2 separate regions of the Homo sapiens genome follow, and region 1 is linked to region 2. A link is a loop called in an ENCODE intact Hi-C map of the cell type or tissue named here. Cell type or tissue: ascending aorta. All regions are shown on one strand. Each heading gives the region's core, and the rest is flanking DNA. Links, peaks and the distances in the headings are about the cores only. Region 1 overlaps RTTN (rotatin). Region 2 overlaps RTTN (rotatin).

The links. A loop is a pair of places that touch in the nucleus more often than their neighbours do. Peaks named below come from ENCODE experiments on the same cell type or tissue, not always from the same donor. Only the 100,000 strongest peaks of a DNase experiment are listed, where the experiment ranks them.
Region 1: a loop joins it to region 2, with 2.3 times the contacts of the local background. A loop is called at or near these places in 1 of 110 quality-filtered maps.

Annotation. Positions count from the first base shown.
Region 1 is chr18:70,182,540-70,187,928 of GRCh38, reverse strand. The region is part of intron 10 of RTTN (rotatin); the gene reads left to right. Among named protein-coding and RNA genes, the nearest start is that of RTTN, 20 kb to the left of the region's middle. In ascending aorta, for the core only: no CTCF peak of the experiment used is centred there; no DNase peak of the experiment used is centred there.
Region 2 is chr18:70,045,017-70,050,405 of GRCh38, reverse strand. It overlaps RTTN (rotatin), which reads left to right. Exons shown (of 49, transcript NM_173630.4): 40 at 2,218-2,435. Among named protein-coding and RNA genes, the nearest start is that of CD226, 100 kb to the right of the region's middle. RefSeq lists an enhancer at 1,653-2,852. In ascending aorta, for the core only: no CTCF peak of the experiment used is centred there; a DNase peak (open chromatin) is centred at 2,095.

The DNA of each region.
Region 1 (5,389 bases), core at 338-5,337, 140 kb before region 2:
CTTCTAATAGTGGAACGTATATTAAGACCAAAACCAGGCCATTAGAGGTGGTTATAGCTACTGTGATATCATTCTTTTCTTTCAGGAACAATTAGGAAATACGTATTTTTAAAGATCGTGAGTTTATTGCTATTTTTCTTATTTTAAATTTGTATTTCTTATCCTTGCGCTTGTAGAAAGTCTTCGTTCCTAGCAATATCAGCATAATTGCTTATTAGCTTTGACCTTAAACATACATAAGATAGTTTCAGAACAGCAATATTAACATTGCTATGAACAATTCTAATGAAAAGTTCAAGATTTCCTGGCAGTTCTTTTTGAGATAGACTAATCTCACTAAGGATATACAGTCAAAATACTGTGCCTTAAAGCTACCGTTACCCATTCAGCATACAGTTAGATTTTTTTTTGTTTGTTTTCACTATTGGGAATTGTTTTTTCTTCATAAAAATGTAGCTCAGAGATGCCTCTCTCCCATCCAGTTACCTTTAAGATGTTTTCCTTATTGGTAGTCATTTTTATTTTCTGGCTATTTTTTTCTATTTTTATTTTATTTTTGCAAATGTAAGCAACTAAGTATGTAGATTCTTATCCTCTCCCCATCCTGCATAAAAGGTGGTATATTATAGACACTGTTTTGCACCCTGTTTTTATAACTTAAAAATACGTCTTATGTGCATAGAATAGTAGGTATGAGGATTATTCCCTATCTATCTATACGTGAGATTTTCTCGTTCTTTTTTATAGGTAGCAAATGCTTCGTTGTGTATTTGTTAACCTAGTCTCTTGATGGATATTATTGTTAATATAAATTATGTACAAAGAATAATGGGCTTATGCTATTTCATAAATGTGCAGGTATGTCTCTAGGGTAGATTTATTTAAGTGGGCATGCTGTTTTTCTAAAAAACTTTTATTTAGCTTCAGCGGTACGTGTGCAGGTTTGTTATGTAGGTAAACTGTGTCATGGGGGTTTGGTGTACAGATTATTTTGTCACCCAGGTAATAAGCCTAGTACCCGATAGGTAATTTTTGTGGTCCTCCTCCCACTCTCTGCCGTCGAGTAATCCCTGGTGTCTGTTATTCCCCTCTTTGGGTCCATGTGTTCTCATTGTTTAGCTCCCACTTATAAGTGAGAATATGTGTATTTGGTTTTCTGTTTCTGGATTAGTTTGCATAGGATAATGGCCTCCAGCTCCATCCATGTTGCCGCAAAGGATATGATCTCATGCATTTTTATGGCTGCATAGTATTCATTGGTGTGTATGTACCACATTTTCCTTAATCAGTCTCCCATTGATAGGCATTTAGGTTGATTCCATGTCTTTGCTATTGTGAATAGTGCAGCAGTGAACATACACATGTATGTGTCTTTATGGTAGAATGGCCTCAAGTGATCTGCCTGCCTTGGTCTCCGAAAGTGCTAGAATTACAGGTGCGAGCCACCGCGCCCGGCTGAGCCATGTTGTTTATGTAGTAGTACAGCAGTTCCTCACTTGGCATCATAGATAGGTTTTCGGAAACTGTGACTTTAAGCAAACTGACTTATAACAAACCCAGTTATTTTTTCTCATCAGCATTTAGTGAAATGGCATGGAACTTGTAATGCTGTTTCATTAAAGTCAGTTTCCAAGAACCTGTTGACCAAGTTAAGTGAAGGCTTACTGTAGTTTATTCATTTTATTTCTGAGTAGTATTACATTGTGTGGACATACCACAATTTGTTTATCCATTCACCTGTTGGTGGACAATGGGGTTGTTTCTAGTTATTACAAATAACATTCCTATGGACATTCCAGTTGTTCCACATCTTCAACATCTATTATGTTCAGTTTTTTTTTTTTTTTTGGGGGGGAGAGGGCATTCTGATAGATGTGCAATGGTATCTTAGTGGGTTTTAATTTGCATTTCCCTAGTGACTGATGATTATGAGCATCTTTTGTAATTTTTAGAGAGCAAGTCTAGGTTTTTTTTTAAAAAAACACTTATTCTTAAGTATTCTTTTCAATGCCATTGTGAATGAAAATTTTAAAAGTTTTTGGATTGCTCATTGTTAGTATATAGAAATACAATTGATTTTTGTGTATTGATCGTCTATTTGGTGGCCTTGCTGAACTTACTAGTTCTGGTAGTTTTTTTTGTTTTGTTTTGTTTTCTGGTAGATCCCTTAGGATTTTCTATCTATAAAATCTTGTTATCTGTGAATAAAAACAGTTTTAAGATCATCTTATCTGTGAATAAAGACAGTTTTATTTCTTTCTATTCACTCTGGATACCTTTAATTTTTTTAAATTGCCTAATTGCCCTGGCTAGAAGCCTTAGTATAATGTTGGATGGATGTGGTGAGAGCCTTCTTCATGATTTAGAGGGAAGCATTCGATCTTTCACCATTAAATACAAGATTAGCTCTAGTACATTTGTATTTTGTAGATGCCTTTATAAAGTTGAGGAAGTTCCATGTATTCTTAGTTTGTTGAAAGTTTTGATCATGAATGATTATTGTATTTTGCCAAATCTTTTGTCTCTATTGAGATGATCATTTAGCTTTTTGAAGAGCAGAAAAACTTAATTTTGATGAGGTTCAGTTTCTTAGTTTTTCTTTTATGGATCATGCTTTTGATATTTTATCTAAGAAATCTTTGCCTAACTTGGAATACAAAGAGTGTTTCCTATGCTTTCTTTTAGAATTATTACATATGTTTTAGGTTTTATATCTTTGATTAATTTTGAGTTGATTTTTGTATCTAGCACAAGGTAAGGAATGAACTTTTTTTTTTATGGGTATACAATTATTTTCTCAGCACTATTTGTTCAAATGACTGTCCTTTCTTTCCTGAATTCCTTACCAACTAACTATATGTGGGTTTACTTCTGGAATCTATTTGATCGGTTTTCTCTTATGATGCCAATACCCAACTGACTTAATTATTGTAGCTTATAGTGAAGGCTTATAGTTAGCTATAGTGAAGCTTATTGTAAGTCTTGAAATAAGGTAGTATAAGTCCTTCAACTTTGTTCTTGTTTTTTTTTTCTGATATGTAGTCCTCGCTCTGTTGCCCAGGCTGGAGTGCAGTGGCGCCATCTCGGATCACTGTAAGCTCCACCTCCCAGGTTCACGCCATTCTCCTGCCTCAGCCTCCCAAGTAGCTGGGACTACAGGCGCCCGCCACCACACACACACACACACACACACACACACACACACACACACAAAAAAAAAAAAAACCTGCTGTGGTTTTGAATGGAATTGAGTTGAATTTGTAGATCAATTCAGGAAAAATTGACATCTTAATAGTATTGAATCTTCTGATCCATGAATACCATATATATGTCTTCACTTGTTTAGCTCATTATTTATTTTTATTTTTATTTTTTTTAACATGGAATCTCATTCTGTCACCCAGACTGGAGTGCAGTGGCATGATCTTGGCTCACTGCACTGTCCGCCTCCCGGGTTCAAGTGACTGTCACTACAGCTTCAGCCTCCCAAGTAGCTGAGATTACAGGCATGTGCCCAGCTAATTTTTTTGTATTTTTAGTAGAGACAGGGTTTCACCATGTTGGCCAGGCTGGTCTCGAACTCCTGACCTCAGGTGATCTGCCTGCCTCGGCCTCCCAGAGTGCTGGGACTACAGGCATGAGCCACTGTGCCCAGCCTTATTTAGCTCTTTAATTTGTCTCTGCATTGTTTTGAAGTTGTCAGTGTATAGGTCTTATACATTTGAGTATTTCAGTTTTGGGTCTTGTCCACTGGCTGACTTTTCTCTTTATGGATCTTAATATTTGATATGTGTAGTAATTTCTGATTGGATGCTGGACCTTTTCAATGTTACCATGTTGAGTGTCTTGATTTTTTATTTTACCCTTTTAGAAGCACTTTGGGAGGGTTCTGAAGCACTTTGGGAGGCCAGCATGGGAGCATTACTTGAAGCCAGGAGCTTGAGATGAACCTGGGCAACAAAGTAAGATCTTGTCTCTTCAAAAATTAGTAACATTAGCTGGGCATGTAGGTGCATACCTATAGTCCCAGCTATTTGGAAAGCTGAGGCAGGAGGATCACTCGAACCCAGAAGTTTGAGGCTGACAGGTGGTTATGTTACTTGTAGAGCAGTTTCATTTTCTCAAGACTTTAAAAAATTTTGCTAGAATGGGTCTAAAATAGTGGTTTTCAACTGGGGGGTAATTTTGCTTCCCAGAGGATGTTTGGCAACGTCGGGAGCCATTTTTGATTGTCACACCTGGAGTGGTGCTGCTGGCTTCTAGTAGATAGAAGCCAGAACAGCTCACCACAACAAAGAATGTTTTAGCTCAAGATGTCAGAAAACCTTGAGGAAGTGTTAAGGTTGAGAAACCCTGATCTAGAAGAACCTTTGCTTGGGGTTAAACTCTGCTCCTGAGATGTGATCCTTTGGGACCTCTATTGAATGTCCAAAGTGATGATTGATGACTGTCTACTCTGCCTGGTTGAAGACTGAGTTTTATTGTCTTGTGTGAGCCCTGGGAGTTGTTCAATTTAAATCTCAGTAATCATCTTTGGCCTGTATTTACAGAGTATCTACCTATAATCTAAGCCACCTAATCTCAGCATGGTCTGGGTGGAAACTTGTTTAGGTCTCTGAAATTCTTTCTTTGCATAGCTCTCCCACAATTCCTAACCATGTCAGCTTCCACAGGCATCTTCATCTCCTAAAGTCATCGAGACTGTCAGACTCTTTGGATTTCTCTTGCCTGTGTTTGCTGTACAGTAATTGTTTTCAGGTATAGTAGGACTCTCATTGCTTATTTTCCTTCTCTCTGGCATCACAGTCCTGCAATGACACTATGCCACTTTCTAGTTGATTTCTGGGGAAGGACAGGAGATGTCCTTGTTATTATTTCATGGCCAGAATTGGAAGTTTTACGTAAAGTTTTTAATTATGTCATTTAAGCAACTGGCCTATCTGTGAGTTATTAGGAGCTTAAATGTACATTTATCTAGAGTGAAAATTCTGGATCAACTTTAGAATAATCATTCAAAGTGTGGAGAGTTCAGGATACCTTGTTTTTTGCTGTTTGTATTTCAGTAGAGTAGATAATTTTAGAAAATATGGAATTAAATTTTGTTTTTTTTGTAAGAAGTGTTTTGATAAGTAATATTTTGCATGAGTAATCAACATGTGTACAGTAGTAGCCTTAAGAATGTTATATTACAACATAATATTTAAGAGATCTATGGAATACCAGAGTATGTCTCCATGTAACTGGAAAACATATCTTTTTTAACATTTCAAAATATCATAAATCATTTGTCATTTAATATCTTTCATTTTGAAATTGTCATCTGATAACCTTGCCTTCCTTGAAGATTTGGCATTCTATCTCTTCTGTTAATGTGAATTCCTAATGTCTG
Region 2 (5,389 bases), core at 71-5,070:
AATAATCACCATTCTAACTGGCCTGAGATGGTATCTCATTGTGGTTTTGATTTGCATTTCTCTAATGACCAGTGATGATGGGTTTTTTTTCATGTTTGTCGGCCGCATAAATGTCATCTTTTGAGAAGTGTCTGTTCGTATCCTTCGCCCACTTTTTGATGCGGTTGTTTGTTTTTTTCTTGTAAATTTGTTTAAGTTCCTTGTAGATTCTGGATGTTAGACCTTTGTCAGATGGATAGATTACAAAAATTTTCTCCCATTGTGTAGGTTGCCTGTTCACTCTGATGATAGTTTGTTTTGCTATGCAGACGCTCTTTAGTTTAGATCCCATTTGTCAGTTGTAAGCCTGTGGTTTTATAAAGGTACATATGATATGATTATAAAACAATGAGATAAATTTTACTGTGTTGGTATAGAAACCAGTATCCTTTCTGACATATGTACATTGTATGTGGATACATCTTCATATATAAAATCTGGTATACATGATAACATGGAAAGTTAGGATACAAATAACTTTCTCATCACATCAGAATTTTCTTATAGTACAGAAATGCCAAGAGTATAGTATAATTATTTTTATGTTTTTCATGATAGTTGCCCACTAAAATAAACATGATTATTTTAAAATAACTAATCTTTAATTTTTCATGAAGCCTCCTAAATTTTAGCATAGAAAAAAGCTGTTTTTTAACATAAATATTCATAACTGACATTTATGTAACCTTTTTAAACAACCTACTTAAATGTACTCAAAATTGAGTTATTTTAAGCTTCCAAAGTACCTGCTAATTCAACTGACCGATTTTTTTTAACATTTATTTTATCATTTGATCATTCAGTAAACTTAAATGCATGATACAATTTTTAACCAAAGCGATAGTAAGAATTATGGCAAATGCATGTTTAACAAGGAACAGAATTGTTAATTTTCTGGATGTAGGAGTTCTGAGTCTACCATGGAGTACAGTGTCCACGTAGGATATCATTATTTTGTTTAAAATATAATAATTGAAAGAGATTGACTGATTAAGACATTGGGATTTTCTTCTTGTATTTATTGGGGGAAAATTAGTTTATCACCTGAATCACCAATAATATCAATAGAAAGCATGATGCTACCCACATTAGATAAATCTGGCCTGCAGCTTGTTTTGGTAAATAAAGTTTTATTGGAACATAGCCACACTCACTTACATATTGCATATGGCTGCTTTCATGCTACAAAAGTTGAGGTGAATAGTTGTGAAAAAGCCAGTTACCTGCAGAGTATAAAATACTTACTACTTGGACCTTTACAGAAAAAGTTTGCTGACCTCTGACTTAAACTTATTTATCTAACACTATTTCTTTAGTGATAAAATAAATACATATTAAATTCAAAACCTTCCTTCAAAATATGTGTACAGTTTTATGTAATAATAGTACTAATCAAAAGTAACTTACTGCATAAATGGTTTTCATAATAGTAATGTTAATGAAAACATTAATAACAATTATCATTTTTTTTGCCATGGTTTTATTTTTGTTTATTTTTATTTTTTTAAATCAATTGCCATCTCATATGCCCATATACATTTAAAACATGTCGTGGTCACTCCGTAACTTGTGTTATCTATAAGAGTCTTTTCTCGAACTTGACTAATATTTGGACATCATTTAAATGAACATAATTCTCATGAAACCCTACTGCTGACTACTTTATTTTTCTTATGTAACTTTAATTTGTACAAGCCAAAATCTAAGTAAAAATTTTTATGGTTATAATTATCACACAAGCATAAATCTAAAATATAAAATCAAACAAAATTATAAATCCAATTTTTCAAGTTTATAAAATGTAAAACAACACATGTAATTTTGATTAAACAAAATCAGTTCTCACAACAGGAAATTAATAATGACTGTTTCAGTGTAAATTCCTTTCAGTTTGGTCTGTTCTTTCCACTCTGTATTAAGTTTGTGAATCAGTTCATGACCACTCATGTGCTGTCTGAACTGCTATGAAATATTTGTTTGTACATTGTGCCAACACTGCATACTAAGTCTTGCTTTTAAGTTCTGGTTGGCACCAGCTCCTTTAACAGTTGCAACACAATCACACAAGTTGGTAATCTAGATGATCCAGAGTATAGTTACTTTAAAATCAACTTGATTTCCTTTTTGTTGAATTTTGAAGAAATTTTCAAACATTCACATCTGAAATTATTCCTTTAGATATGTTCTGCACATGTGCAGGCTTGTCTGCCACGTGTCCTGCCCTGTATACTGCCAGCTTGCAATTCCTTTCTGTTCTCTTGACCGAAGAAGCAAAAGGGCATCTCCAGGCTAAGAGCAAAACACATTTATGCTGTAGTCCAACAGTGGCTTCACTTCTTGATGACTCTCAGGAAAATCAGAAATCTCTAGAACAACTTAGTGATGTAATCCTTCAGGTACGTCATTTCTTGGTTTTTCAAAAACTTTATTTAGCGTTTAAATAAATTGACTTTCAGTCATGGTCTTGTTAAAAACTGTCTCAGTCATTTAAATTAAGAAATAGTAATGCTTATTATGACTGTTTAAATGATACAAAAGTTTATAAAGTTAAATTAACTATCTCCTCCTTAGCCCCACCCGCTTATGTTGACCAGTTTCTTCAGTGAATATGATGTAAAGATTTGAAGTGAAATATTACTAATCTAAATCTAACAGTTGATCAAAACAGTGTTTCATATCATGACCAAAATGGATATATTTCAGAAATGCAGTTATGGTTCAAAATTTATTGTAATTTTAAAGATATATCTACGTCTCTGAAAATATATTCTAAGTGACATTTGATTTCTAGAAATGGACCACAGATTTTTGGGGTTGGTTACATGTATAGGTAAGTGGACTTGTCTGGCACATTTGGAAGAAAATGCCCCCTTTCCAAGCCCTGTTGCCTGTTTTATCTTATAAAATTATGTTTACAGTCTAAAATGTGAATCAAGAATTTTGTTAATCAGAAAACATTCTAAAATCACTAAAGTATTATTTTATAAGTAGATGAGTAATTTTTTAAAAACTGTGTGTTTACTAAGTTAAAGTTGTACATTGTTTTTTACAAATAGGAATATTTTTAGATTTTTCAGTATTTAGAATTATTCTTTTTAATCATGTGGTTTTATGATTTTTGTCTTCTCACTGAAAGGCAGAAAAGTAGTAGAATTGTTGATTGAAGAATTTGCTTCAGCTTCCCAATCAGCCAGCCACGTTTGGCAAAGATAGAAGATTGTCTGTGTGCTGGTTTGTTATAATTCCTTTGTTGCTTAGAAGATTGTTCCTGTGCTGATTTGTTATAGTCCCTTTGTTGCTTAGAATTTGGAGATTTTTACCCACTTCTTTGCCTGTGAGAGTCATGATCATGCAGATATTTCTGGTATGACTGCTTGTGCATTTTGGGCACAAGGCTTGATGATGTTGAGATGCAGAAAGGATTGCCAGTAAGAAGAAAATGCTTCCTGGTTCACCCAGGAGCTGTCCTGTGGAGAGTGTCACAGGGTCCTCAGGGGACTTTGTCTCCCTTGTGCTACAAAATCTGGTTACCTTTCCAGCATAGATAAGAAGCCTGTTAAGGCATCCCCCATTTTCTCATCCATCTCCAGCAGCGCCTTCAGAAGCCTGGATAGAGCTCTAGGGGAGAAGCGTTCCTCAAAGCATTTCTCTAAAAGCCTCTTATTCTTGGGAGGCCATAGCTTTCCTGTACCTACTACCTCACTGTCAGTTCACTCAAATTTTCTTAGTTGAAAACAAAAACTGGACGTTGTCCCAGTTTTCTCATTCCCCATCAGAACAACAGACTTTATTTCCCAATGATTAACTGAGTCTCCAGTTTTGCACTTTAAAGAATGTTGTAAGGAGGAAAATTCAAACCTTTTCAAAAGTCTCCCAACCACAACCCCTATGTAATTTAATTATAAATTTCCCAACTTTGGCTTTGGTTGGAGCACGGTACTGCTTGGGGAAAGGCTTTTGCTCTTGCTGACACACTTGGCTCGTCAGAGAATTTCAGTGACTTCACTCAGAGGACTGAGTGCAGTGAGGGCAGTGTGCTGGGCCCTGCCCTCCCTGCTGAGGCCAAAATGGCAATAGGTGTGGGAGCCTGGCTCTGCATGGATGACTGTGGGTGTCCTGCAACCAATCCTCCTGGACCTGGGAAATTTAAAGACTTCCAGCCAGGCAAAGCCAGGGCTATTTTATTTCCCAACTCTTTAATGTTGTTTGTGGTGCTGTGTTTGAAGGGTCTCTGATGAGACTCATGATGCATATGGATCCATGTAGGGTAATGAATCAGTTTATAATAGTATACGCAGGAAAAAAAAAATCTGTGCTAGAGGAATTTGTGAAATTTACCTTGCCCTTATTTTTACCTAATACTTTGTAATATTATTCATTATAAAAGCTTTTGTTTATAATTTTTTTGTTACCTTTTTGGACAAAGAAAATGAGATAGCCTACAGTCACAGAATATCTCAATGATTTTCCTAATGACTAGCTAATTTTCCTCTTTATTTCTCTAAATTACAAATCACGTATTTTGTGAGGGTATGGATACATTAACCAATTATTTAAACCATGTTTCCTAATAAATCATACTCTTTGTGTTCGTGTAAGCAGTAGAATTTGGATACATGACATCTGTTAGAAAGGCACAGGCAAGTTTAAGACAAAGAAAGTGAAGAGAGGAAGTATACTCCTGGCACACTCATGACAAAATGTGTACCTAATGTAAGTTGGGACAGTTAATGGGCCTATTAAATTACAAACACTGTTTTCTTTGCCTTATAGAAATAGGATATGTGAATTAAAATATTATTAGAATACATTCAACAGCAACACGTTTTGATAAGTAATAAATGTAGCTTACTATATGTCCATGGAGGCTGTGGTTTGGGCCAGGTGCTGTATGAAGCAAAGTAAATTACAGTCTTTAAATTATCTGAAGAAATTATATTCTAAAATTGATGTCTTTCAAAGGTCTAAGTTTTCTGTAAAATCATACTCAAAAAACATTTGATATGGGACCTTAGGCAAATCACTTAACTTCTTGGGATTCAGTTCTTCAAGTGCAAAATGATAGGCTTTTATTACATTATTACTAAGTTTCAGCTGCCTCTAAAATCTCCATCCTCCTAACAAATCACTGTATTGGAACTTCAGTTAAATGTCTGGTCAGAGTTATCTTTTAAATGGTGCTTTATAGCAGTATCCCATAGGGGATACATGTTGAAAGTATTCATACTTACATCTTAAGTCATGTGTAAGTGTTTTTTTCTAAGTCCATTTTGAGGTGGTTTCAGACTTTGAGCATTTTCTAAGAAATATTCAGCTGTCTTTTGTCCATAAAATACTGAACACATTTGAC